2 separate regions of the Homo sapiens genome follow, and region 2 is linked to region 1. The links are chromatin contacts, found by Hi-C or POLR2A ChIA-PET in ENCODE. All regions are on one chromosome and are shown on one strand. Each heading gives the region's core, a stretch centred on a gene start or an enhancer-like site at or near the end of the contact. The rest is flanking DNA. Distances are from core to core; before and after follow the strand shown. Region 1 has its middle 150 kb from the start of SNORD158. Region 2 holds the start of GFRA1 (GDNF family receptor alpha 1).

The links. Hi-C counts contacts between places; a loop is a spot of excess contacts on that map. ChIA-PET counts read pairs that join two places held with the same protein, here RNA polymerase II (POLR2A). Pooled maps may share reads with other maps.
Region 2: a map of heart left ventricle shows a loop between it and region 1 (2.6-fold over the local background). The contact joins the promoter of GFRA1 here to the enhancer-like site in region 1. A Hi-C loop is called at or near these places in 2 of 168 maps with a recorded cell type or tissue (ascending aorta and heart left ventricle) and 2 of 50 pooled maps. POLR2A ChIA-PET finds 5 or more read pairs at or near these places in 1 of 52 experiments (activated CD4-positive, alpha-beta T cell).

What each region holds. Positions count from the first base shown.
Region 1 is chr10:116,043,296-116,049,306 of GRCh38, forward strand. No RefSeq gene overlaps it. Among named protein-coding and RNA genes, the nearest start is that of SNORD158, 150 kb to the right of the region's middle. Within about 2 kb of position 1,581, at least 2 of the 41 ENCODE cell types and tissues checked have a DNase peak (open chromatin) inside an H3K27ac peak, as active enhancers do.
Region 2 is chr10:116,271,666-116,277,753 of GRCh38, forward strand. GFRA1 (GDNF family receptor alpha 1) reads right to left here and starts at 1,541. Exons shown (of 11, transcript NM_005264.8): 1 at 1,498-1,541; 2 at 325-610. The coding sequence starts at 364. LOC107984273 (a long non-coding RNA gene) reads left to right here and starts at 2,344. Exons shown (of 2, transcript XR_001747598.2): 1 at 2,344-5,167. RefSeq lists an enhancer at 1,706-2,543 and a silencer at 1,752-2,046.

The sequences.
Region 1 (6,011 bases), core at 331-2,830:
TAAAATAAACAATTGCATAACTCCTGGGGCACCATTGCTCAAGATACCCTAAAACCTGCATTAGTTCAGACTATTAGTGAATAAAGGTCTTGGACCCAATTGCACAGCCCCTTAGAATTTCCTTTCCTGAACAGTGTTTTGGAGCGATGCCTTTGGTCTGTTTTGGTAAGAGAATTCCCCTGAGAAGCATGGCTGACTTGGAGTGGGGATGTTGTTGAGCACATTGATCATTCTTATGTCACCAAGTGTCATTTTTACCAGGTACTCTGCAACAAATACTTTCCCATCATAGTCTCGGGAATAGTCATGCCCCTTCTAAGAAGCTTTTTCTTGATCTCACGAGTGCTCTCCATCAGTGTAACTGTAATTAGTGTTCCTTTCTTTACTGTTGTCAGCTGCAGCCATGTTTACAGCCCAGTTGAAAGTGGCCGGGTCTTGCGTGGCCCATGGGCTGGGTCCACCTGCTGTTTCACTTTGTCTCTTGTTTCTCACTCACTTCAAGTTTTTATCTGACTAAATTGCATGGAAGCTGTCAATATCCTTTTGGGAACCGATATGGTTTGGCTCGGTGTCCCACACAAATGTCGTCTCGAATTGTAATCTCCATGTGTCAAGGGAGGGACCTGGTAGAATGTGATTGGATCATGGGGGTGGTTTCCCCCATGCTGCTCTCATGATAGCAAGTGACTTCTCACGAGATCTGATGGTTTAAAAGTGTGGCACTTCCTCCCTCACTCTCTCTCTCTCCTGCTCTGACATGCGAAGACTGCGCCTGCTTCCCCTTTGCCTTCTGTCGTGATTTTAAGTTTCCTGAGGCCTCCTAGCCATGTGGAACTGTGAGTCAATTAAATTTTTTTCATCATAAATTACCAGGTCTCAGGAAGTTCTTCATAGCAGTGTGAAAACAGACTAATACAGGAACCAAGCAAGCATTAACTAAATAAATAGGACAATAGACCGACAGATGGAATAGGAAAGTAGCTGAAAGAGAACTCAACAACTCCTGAGTGATTGTTCCAGGCTGTGCTGGAAGACCTAGGCCCTTTTCTTAGTAGTTGTTCAGTGGTTCACGTTGCTAGCAAAGCCTTATTCTCCTTATTATACCTGACAAATTAATAGATTGGCACACTTTTGAAAAGTAGAGTTTGATATGCTTTTCATGGTGTAAACTAATTGTTCCATATTGAACATTTAAAATTTATGAAAAAGTAGAGAGAAATCGCCCATGGTCCTGCCATCTGGAAAGAATCACTGTTAATGTTGTGCCCTGGAGCCCTGGAGACTTCCAGGACTGACAAACCCAGCAGAGGCTTTGACAATGAGACCTGTGCAGCCTTCTCATTCTGAGAAACGTGGATCTACCTGGGTCCTGCTGGTGCACCTTGCCTCAGGGAAGAGGTACCCAGGAACACTGAGCAGAGTTCTTGGTACACAGTTAGTGCTCAACAAAAATTAGATATTCATTCTTGTTTTCACCATTTAAAATGAAACCAGTGGCTATTCTAGGATAATCCCTAGGGGGTGAGTTGTTACATACTTGAACCAAGCTGTCCTGTGGCCAGAGAGGGGCAATTCCCACATCACAGGCAGTCCTACCCTGGAATCTGGGCAATGGGCCATCTCAGCTTCTCTCTCTCTCTTTGGAAACATGGTTCCCTGGAGCTATTTACAGATTACTGCATCTTTATTTTTGTTTCCACATTGGCCCTACCTTGTCTTCAAGTCACTTATCAGTGTTTGCCTCCTGCCTGAGTAAAGACGGATAAAAACTTAATAAAGTAAGGCTAAATGACACTAGTGTTGCTAAAAATAAGGGTGATAACCCTATGTGTGAAGAACACAGACAGTAGCATTTGCCACTGTGGCTTGGCTCTTACACTGATCTTGGCAAACCAGGACAAGCCTTCGGATGGGGCACTAATGGGGCAGAGGCACTGTGGTTCCGGTTGTGAGGTCTGAGACTGGTTAGTGAGGAGCTTGACAGAAAATTCTTGGAAGACTCGTGCTTCACATTGACAATTGCAATGGTTAAGGGAAAGAAATCTTTCCCACATAACCTATTCAGTGTAATAAGGTGTTTGATGGGTAATAGGAAATGCCTTATCCAGTTTCTGACATATTTTGTATCCCTTCCCTCTTACTTGGCCACCTTGGGTGGGAGTTCTGCTTCTTGGACCCTTTTCGCCTATTTTTGTATTTAGACAAACTGCCTCTCCTTGCAGGAGGGGTGACCCCAAGCTGGGGCTGGCTTTGAAAAGTGTTTGCAAGGCTCAGCTGCGTAGTTGTGAATTAGCATAACTGGCAGGTCCCATCTGTCTGGGTTATAGTGTATAACGGAAGCTGCCCTGTCTTTTGTTGTTTAATTCTTAAGATAGAAGCTGGTCTTATCAATATCATCACAGGTGGAGAGAAAAGAACACAAGCTTTGGAATCTCACTTACCCACATGCGATACGTTTATTAGTCTCATCTTTAAAACAGAGGAAATAACGGTGTCTTCCTCCTGGGCTTTCCCGAGGAGTAAATGAGATGATATTTAAGTGCTTTGGCATGTGTGAGTGCTCAGTGAGGGTAGCTGCTGTGTCGATGGTGCAGCCTTCTCTGCTGCAACTCAGTAAGCCTTCTCTGCCAGGTGGGCACAGCATCCGCCCTAGGAGTGCAGACCTCCTAGGGCTAGTGATAGATGTTTACCGTCCCTGGCACGGTACCCAGAACAGAACAGGCACTTGGGTCCTTCTCAGCCTCACTCAGAAACTGGCTGGCTGTGTTCCTTCTAGAATAAATTCCCTGGCCACAGATGACTCCAAAATAAATATCAAATCTTCCATCCCCAAACTCTGGACTTGTCTCTTGACTTCCAGATGAACTGTCTCACCAAGCCCTGTGCCAGCAGGTTAAACAACCCGGGCCCAACTTCCAACTCAGTCTCATGGCTCCCACCTGTCCCATCCTGGAAGCATTTCTGAGCCTGCACTTCTACCTTCTGCCCCTTTCTTGCGTGCCTCAAGCCAGGGGTTTTCAGACATTTTGTCACATGATAGCATTCTCCAACAGCAGATATAAAATGTGAATGGGGGTGTCAAGGGGACAGCAAAAGGATAAGGAACTCTACTTAAACCTCCACCTCAGCATCCAGCCTTGGACACACCCCAAAACCTCCAAGGCTCTGGGGAGCAGTTCGCAAACCACTGCCCTGGACAACTGAAACTGCTACCCAGGGGGCTCACCTGCGTCCACCCCAGTCCCTGCTTCACAGCGCTGTCCCAGGAGACATTCCTAAGCCCTCTGGTTGTGTTTCTCCCCTATCTAAACATGTTCGGTTGCTGCCTACTGCCTGCCTAATAGAGCCCACTTCTTAGCTTGACACTTGCTGGCTGTGTGACCTTGGGCAAGTTATGTAATCTCTCTGTGACTCAGTTTCCAGATTTGAAGAATGGGGTTGTGTTGAGGTCAAATCTGATTGTACATATAAAATACTCAGCTCTGTGTGTGGCACATTATAAGCAAATGCTCAGGAAATCTTAGATGATGATATATTTGTTATTTATATACATATCCCTTTCTTACTTGATTGTAAACAATGTAGAAAATTTATGATCTTGTGCTTAATATGGGGCTTGGTACATTAGTGTTTGCGGTGAGGATTTTGACTCCTATATAGTTTTGAAGAATTGTGGTTTAGGCCTTCTAGATTATTACTTCTCAAAGTGTGTGCCAGAGACCACCTGTATCAGAATTGTCCTGCGTGTATGCAGACACCTAGGCCCTATTCCAGACTCACTGAACCAACATTTCTGGGGGCAGTGCCCAGGAATCTTCATTGTGACATAATCCTTTAGGGACCGCGATGTGTTCTGCAACGAACTCTCAATGTAGGTGGTAAATCCTTGAGGACTCTGTGTCTCTCCCAGGCTCACAGGAGCTCTCTCAGTCTTGAGATGCTAATTCTTTGGTACCATTCCCATCAATCCATCTGCATCAACATTTAATTTTATTTCAAAATCCTCCTCCTGCCCCATACTGTTATACAATCAGCCCCATGCCAGAAAAATGGACTTCAACCCAAAAGAATTCTTGCAGATATTTCTCCTCCAGCTCCAGTCAAAATGTCATTTTTGAGGGATCAGGCCTTTTTGAGTGCCCAGGTCTCACTGTGTAACAGTTCACTAATAACAACAAAAGGCTCTTCATTTTTCATTCATTTGCTTTCATAGTGAAGCCTTATTTTGGTGCCATGGCAGCAACTAATTAATTATTTGCGGTTCTTTTGTATTTTACCAACACTGGGCCAAATTTACATCGTGGAACAAGCCATCCATACAGTATGTGTCATAATTACTGTTTTGTAATTTCACACCAGCAAAAATTTATTAAAACTTCACGACTCATTAATAGTAAGTGATCTTAATCGCTTAATAGAAAAGGAAACTGTGTTAATGACAGTGGCTTTGATTAACGTATTTGACCTTAAGTCATGAAGTTGAGTGAAATTAATATCGCTGAATGTTGAACATAAGGTTATTTACAGTGCACATCATTTCCATCATCATAAAAGGCAAATAAACTGGTTTTGAATTTGACTAGATTTGAAAGCCTTTTAACTCTTCATAGCAAATTAAGGGAATGTTAATGAACTCCTATACAATGACAATTAAGTGACAGGATTGAGTAGATGCAGAAATGGCTCTTCTCTACCAAATGCTGAAACAATGTCATTTAACTGGGTAAACATGCTGAGGCGTTATGAATTACTAAAGCCCTGTCTTGCAAGAATTTAGTAGATGGTAGCAGGCACTTGGCAATCTTTTGGAGACTTCAGTCTCTCCTAACAAAATCAATGAACGAGGGCATATGAGGCACTGTAACTCAGGAGAATCTTATTGTGTATTAGAAGAACCAGCTGTCTTTTGGGATGTCATAGGTTCTGTCGTACGTCCCAGAGGCAGAACAGATGGAATGACCTCCCTAGAGTGAGAGGCTCCCTCCATTCCCTCAAAAGTCTGAATTCTTCAAGGTCTGAACAGAGGGAAGAGAGAAAAGTAAATAAACTTCCATGAGGGCAGGAATCATATTTCCCTGTTTCCCAAAGATAGCGTCCATCACATGATAGGCCTCCAGTGAACTTTCTAATAGAGGAAGGAATGAGCCTGAGGGAAACCCAGTTCATCTATTCTTTCAAGAATAAGTCAGTGGCCAGGCGCAGTAGCTCACACCTGTAAACCCAGCACTTTGGGAGGCTGAGGCGGGTGGATCGCTTGAGCCCAGGAGTTCAAGACCAGCCTGGCCAACATGGCGAAACCCTGTCTCTACAAAATATACAAAAATTAACTGTGTGTGTGGCATGCACTTGTAGTCTCAGCTCAGGAGGCTGAGGCAGGAGGATCGCTTGAGCCTGGGAGGTGGGGATTGCAGTGAGCAGAGATAGTGCCACTGCACTCCAGCCTGGAAGACAGTCTCAAAAATGAAAAAGTGCACATTCAGACTCCTACTAAATGACCTAAATGCCCTCCTGGGTCCCAGCATCACCTTCAGTTTTACTGTTAGCGTCACCATCAGTTTTTGTTGTCATCTTCTTTACAACAGCAGCTGTTACCAACACAGTAACTTCACAGCAACTCCCTGAGGCAGGTTGTATTATTTACTCCATTGGACAAAACGGGGGAAACTGAGGCTCAGAGAAGTCAAGCCACTTCATCTCCAGAGTCTGTATATTCAGAGTCTGTGTATTGGGAACACACAGAGAAGTCTGTCCTCTCTTTCCGGGGGTGTCTCTGAGGCAGGGGAATAGGGTCTGGAGGGCAGGGAACCTAAGGCCTATTCATACTGACTTCCTAGAACCAAATTAAAAGGAAAACTCCAACTTTCCACACCCAAGTAACAAAAGGACCAGAGGCTACTCCCTTTGCAACCCCCCTCTTTTTCTGCAGGGCAGATGAAAAATTGAAAGTACCTCTGATTGGTTCCCTCCTGCAACCAGTGAGGTTGGTTGCAGGCCGAGTCTTCATTTGCATA
Region 2 (6,088 bases), core at 291-2,790, 230 kb after region 1:
CTGCCCGCCGCGGCTCCGCGAGCTCCCAGAGACTCTCTGGGGGTGCAGGGCCCTGGGCTGGAGGGCTTCTTAGTCCCCCGCCAAGTTGGGTCATTAAAAACCACAGGAAATCAAAACCAAGCCCGAAAAGCTTCAGGCAGCGCCGCGCCGCCACCGCCTCCCTAACCCGGGGATTCGCGATCCCATTCCCCAAAAAGACACTTCTTCCTTCCACATCCACCACACCCGCGCCCCAATTTTGGTGCGGAGGGCGGGGTGGGCTGCTGCAAGCGACCCTAGGAAAGACTCAGAGGGTAAGAAAGCCCGCGGCGGGCCTCGACTTACCCAAGAGCGGCAGCGCGAAGTACAGGGTCGCCAGGAACATGGTGCCGGCGCGGGGCTGGTCCCCGCCCCCCCAAAAAAATCCCGAGCCGCCGCTGGGTCTTGCCGAGGGAGCTCAGCGTGCAGCGATCCCCGGACAGCTGTGCTGCTCTGGCCGCCCAAAGTTCAGCTCCATCCAGTGAAAGAGGAAACTCCGGGTCTGGCAGCAGCCACCGCCGCCGGCGACTCAGCTCCGGGATGGCGAGGGCGGGAGGCGGTTCCGCTTTTAGGGGTTCAGGTCCGACCCAACCTGGAAGGGAGGGCGCGCTTTGAGATGAGAGCGGAGAGCGCCGGAGACTCCCCCCACAGAACCCTCTCCCCTCCCCCGTTCCCGCCTTTGGGGAATTTCCAACACCGGGGTGAGGACCCACCCCCACCCAGGTCGGGGTGCATGTGCGTGTTTTCCAGGGGCCGCTGACACGGGGATGGAGGTGAGGGCTGGAGAGGTCTGAAGAGGGTTCCTAAAGTCCAAGGGGGTGTCTGTTGGGTTCAACCCGAGACGCTGAACGCAAGCAAATAAATAAATAAACGGTACTTTCCGAGCGTCGCGAGCGGAGCCTGCAGCTGCCTGGAGTCCGAGCCCTCGGTGGCGGCGGCGGCAGCTCCCTAGCCAGCCCTGGCGCCGAAAGAGCCCCTTCTCCCGGGAAGTTGGCCTCCCCCTCCTCGCGTCAGCCAGCGAGCTCGCTCAGCCGCCGGCCCTCCCCACTCCGATCGCCAATCCCTAGCCCCAGTCGCCGCCCTCCTTCTCCCCGGGACTCGTCTCCCTCCAGAGGCCGCCAAGCCAGGGGGAACCGATGTCCCGACTGGGGCTGAAACCCGGTTCCTGCGCCCCTACCCCCTACCCGCCGCGCGTCCTCGGCTCCCTCCTGGGCGTCCGCTCCTCTCACACTCTCGCCCGGTGCCCAGGACTCGGGCGCTTCCGCACCCCAGCCCAGGGCGAGCGCGCCGGCCCGCAGTCCCGGCGTGCCCCGGCAGGTGCAGCCCGGCGCCACGAGCGCCCCCCGGGCCCTAAAGTTGGGAGACGCCAGCAAAAAGAAAGGGGTGGCCGGAGGAGGGGGGAAGAAGGAGTGGGGAAGAGGGACGGGAAGCGGCAATGGGTTCCCAAACAGAACGAAAAAAACTCCAAATGCCACCAACCTGGACTCAACCGACCGCGTCCAGCTGCGGCGAGGAGCCAGTTTGTTTATTTACTTATTTATTCTTTCAGGGCAATGGTGTCCCCGCCCCCTCCTTCCCTTTCCGGGCTCACTTTATCTGCGCTAGGAAAAGAAAAAAAAGAAAAAAAAATAGATGCGGTAATCTTCGAGAGCTCGAAGGGCCGAGTTGGGCCAGGACGATTTCCGAGCAGAGCCCTCGGCTCGGATGCTCGTTAGGGATGTTAGTGGTTATTGGAAGCGGCGCGGAGAATGGCGTGTTCCGAGGCCAGATTTCTTCTGGCCAGAGGACCCTCGGCCTGCTCCTGTTCCCGCCGCTCCGCAGCTCCAGCTCCCTCCTAAGCTCGCCCGCCAGGCAGCCGCAGCTGCACACGCCCGCTTGCGGTGGGACCCGCGGCCGGACCCGTACTCGCGCACAGGACACGCAGTGTTCTGCAGCCGGCCGCGGGTGCTGCCAGACACACACACTCTCTCTCTCTCTCTCTCTCTCTGTCTCTCTCTCTCTCTCTCTCTCTCACACACACACACAGACACACACACACACATACACGGGCACAAGGGCTCTTTCTTCTTAGGGCAATCGAGCCAGACCCTTCTTCGGAACACAAAGTTTTCCCCCACGTCACTAGTGGCTGTGATTCAAGACTTGGTGCTTTCAAGACACACTCAGACCCAGGACGCTGGAGCGGCGATCCTGGGATGCGCCCATCCGTTCGTCCACGCCAGCGCGTGCACACTCACACTCACACGCACACATGCACACGCAGTCTCTACCTCTCTCCTGGAGCTCCGACAAGGAGACAAAAGCGGAGCCCCCAGCCCACTGCATTTAAACCCGGCCAGACCTGGCTTTAGAAAATTTATAAGCTGACCTCCATTTTGGCTGTTTCGAGAGTAAATTAACAACAACAAAAAAAGCCTAACATGTACACAGCCCTTCGCCCCAACCCCTGGGACCGCTGGTTCCCAGTCGTGCTGCTCACCCCCCGCCCCCCACGCCTGACACACGCTCCCCTTCCCGCACGCCGGGGGGCGCCCGGGGCACCGAAGTCTACACTGGGTCGGGAGACCGGTCTAGGAGCCAGCCGGCAGTGCTCGGGATCTTTGCTGATGTCCAAGTTCATCTCTCGGGGAGACCGAGTTTGAATCAAATCTGCGTGCGCCCAGCTGTCAAATCTGCAAACCTATCACGCCAGACAATGGGCCGCCGCGGAGGACAGACAAGAATGGCTCATTTTGATCGAGGGGGGTAAATTGAAAAGGGCACGGGCTTTGGTTGAAGTTTGAGGCCCGGGTGTCAGGGCGGGGAGAAGAAGAGGAGGAAGGAGGAGGGTTGGGCCGCTCTCCATTCAACCACACATCAGCCAGGCGCGCCCCTCGGCTGCAGCGGCTGCTTGCAGGCGGGCTGCATATTGTGTGGAGTCGCCAAAGAGGGTCTGCGCCTCGGGGCGCGCCCCAAACCCGGGGGACATCCTACGGATCCGCACTTCTCTTGTGCTGTACGCGTGTTCCTCCAGGGTAAGTATGAGGAGACGGACGCCCTCATCAGACACCCCTCCTCCAACACACACACACCCATAGCCACATCATTCAGGGATACTCTAGTTCAGTGTATCAGTTTACACTTGGTTGTTGAGTAAACAAAGCAAACATATGTCACATTTTCGCGACAGATGGTTCAAACCAAGGGCTACTTAAGTTCTCTCTCTCTAACAGTCTAAGTTACAGGCTGAACTAAGCAGAAATGTAATTAAGTCATCTGATCAGTTTCTTCGACTTAAAATGTTTTCCCATATTTTCACAAACAAGCCAGATAAATCCTGGGGATGTGGTTTCAAGGAAAGGAGGGCTGAATATGAACTAAGACTTTGTGTGAAGACTCCGTTTCTCCCCGGTCACCCCAAACAGAAAATCCTCTTTCATTGTTCCATTTCGTAAGTGGAGGAGAATGTCTTCTTTTGGAAAATCAGTAATTGGAATTTCAATTTTCAATAGAGGGACTAGTGCTTACCGGTGCTGATTACTTGGGATAGTTGGATTACAATGAGGTTTAAGACATCATCCACATCTTTTGTAAATGTTCTTTGTTTAGAAATGACTTCATGTTACCCTATATATTCCACGGAATTCTTTTGAATCAAATTTTAACAGGGTGGGGGAAGGGTGAACTAAAAGCTCTCCCAGTGTAGAATATGGGACTTCTTTTTAAAATACAGATGATCTCCAACTTATGATGCTTCTACTTATATTTTTAGACTTTACCATGGTGCAAAAGCCATATACATTCAGTAGAAACTGTATTTTGACTATGGACCATACAATCATTCTATTTTTCACTGTCAGGTTAGTATTGAATAAGTTTCATGAGATAGTCAACACTTTACTATAAAATAGCTTTGTGTTAGATAATTTTCCCCAACTGCCGGCTAATGTAAGTGTTTTGAGCATGTTTAAGGTAGGCTAGGCTAGGCTGTGATGCTTGGTAGTTTAAGTGTATTAAATGCATTTTCAACCTATGATGTTCTCAACTTTTGATGAGTTTATCAGAGCATAAGCCTCATTGGAAGTCAAGGATCATCTGTATTTTTAGCTTCAATAATGTATTTCTGAACCATTCACTCACACTTGTCCTTATTAAGTTTGTGCTGCTGATGAATACAGAGCTTTGTTTTTAAAAAGGTAACAATAAACCCCCAGAGGCTGTAACTGTGTTGTCCAATACAATAGTCACTAGCCATGTGGCTATGTCAATGAAATTAATTAAAATTAAATAAAAGAAAAATGCAGTTCCTCAGTAGCATTAACCATATTTCAAGTGCTCAATAGCTACATGTGGCTGGTGGCTACCATATTGGACAACACAGATATAGATCATTTCCATCATTGCAGCAAGCTCTACTGGACAGCACTACCCTATAATGTTGGTGTGGAATTAGTTAATGTGGTATATACACATATATAAAGTTTTTAGAATAGTAGAATAGTGCATAGAGTGCTTACTTCATAAGCAGCAGCAGTACTGGGGGTTGTAGTTGGAAGGATAATGATGATGATGATGATGATGATGATGATGATGCCTTGTTAGTCTCTTGTAGAAGTCAAAGAATCGATGAAGACACAGCCCACTTCTGGTATGTCAGGATGAGATCAGCAGGCAAAGAAGCCAGGGAGTAGGAGAATCTATATGTCAAAAGCTGATCTTCCAAGGAAAGCTGTGAACAGAAAGATGTGGCCCATACTGTAGCCTAAGACTTCCCGTAGTAGGAGCTAATAAAAATAATAATTAAAAAAATCACTGCTTTACAACTACATCCATTAACTTTTTTTTTTCTTTTTTTCTTCTTTTTTTTGAGACAGAGTCTCGAGCTGTCGCCTGGGCTGGAGTGCAGTGGCATGATCTCAGCTCACTGCAACCTCTGCCTCCTGGGTTCAAGCAATTCTCCTGTCTCAACCTCCTAAGTAGCTGGGATTACAGGCACCCACCACCACAACCAACTAATTTTTTTGTATTTTTAGTAGAGATGGGATTTCAGTATGTTGGCCAGGCTGGTCTCAAACTCCTAACCTTGTGATCCACCCACCTCAGCCTCCCAAAGTGCTGGGATTACAGGCGTGAACCACCACGCCCGGCCTACATCCACTAACTTCTAAAGGTGAGAGAAACACACTGCCCTTGGAATATCGAAGACAGAAAAGCATTGTGACTTAATGTATTAATATCATCTCTGTTTCCTTGGAGCTTATCTGTTCCTATGTGTATGGGACTGATCTCAGGATGAAAGGTGACATCAAAGTATCAAATATTATTGATAATTATAAAGGTTCATGTAATCCTCTGTGACATGTTGCTCAGCAGAAAATTGGTTTTAATGCCACAAAATTAGGTTCAATCTACCCATAAGCACGTGAAGTGAGCAATTTTCTGGCATTTCTTGATGTAAGTGTATTTTCATAAGTTAACAGATGAGTCAGGATGAGAATGACAGTTTTATTCCATGCAGCATTTTGTCTGTTTCTCTCATTGCCTTCCTTGGCCCTCCATTTTGTAAAATTCTACTGCTTAAAAAGCATTCAGATTTTTTTAACTCATTCTAGTCCATGAAAGTTCAACATTTGACATCAGACAGCTTGACAGATTTACCGCGGTAGTTACAAAAAAAAAAAACTATTCACCAGTCTCTAAGTGTGCCATGACATTTTTGACTGCTATACCTTTGCCCATTCATTTCCATCTGCCTAATGCGTGCTTCATCCTGATATTTCAAGGTTCGGCTCAGCTCAAACAGGACACTACGATAATATGGACCTCTTTGGTCAGAATTCATAGTTCCCTGTAGTATACTCCACGGCCTCACTGAAGCCTCCGCCATGTCTATTGTAACATTGCATTGTAGTTAGTTGCTATATCTGTCTCCTCATCTGGAATGTGTGCTCCTTGAAGGCAGGAAGCTGTCCTAGTCTTTTTTTTCATCCCCAGCATTTAGACTGATAACCAACACACAGTCACCCCCAATAAATGTATATTGATTGCATGAATAATGAGTGATGCTGTTCCTCATTTTCCTCTGACACAA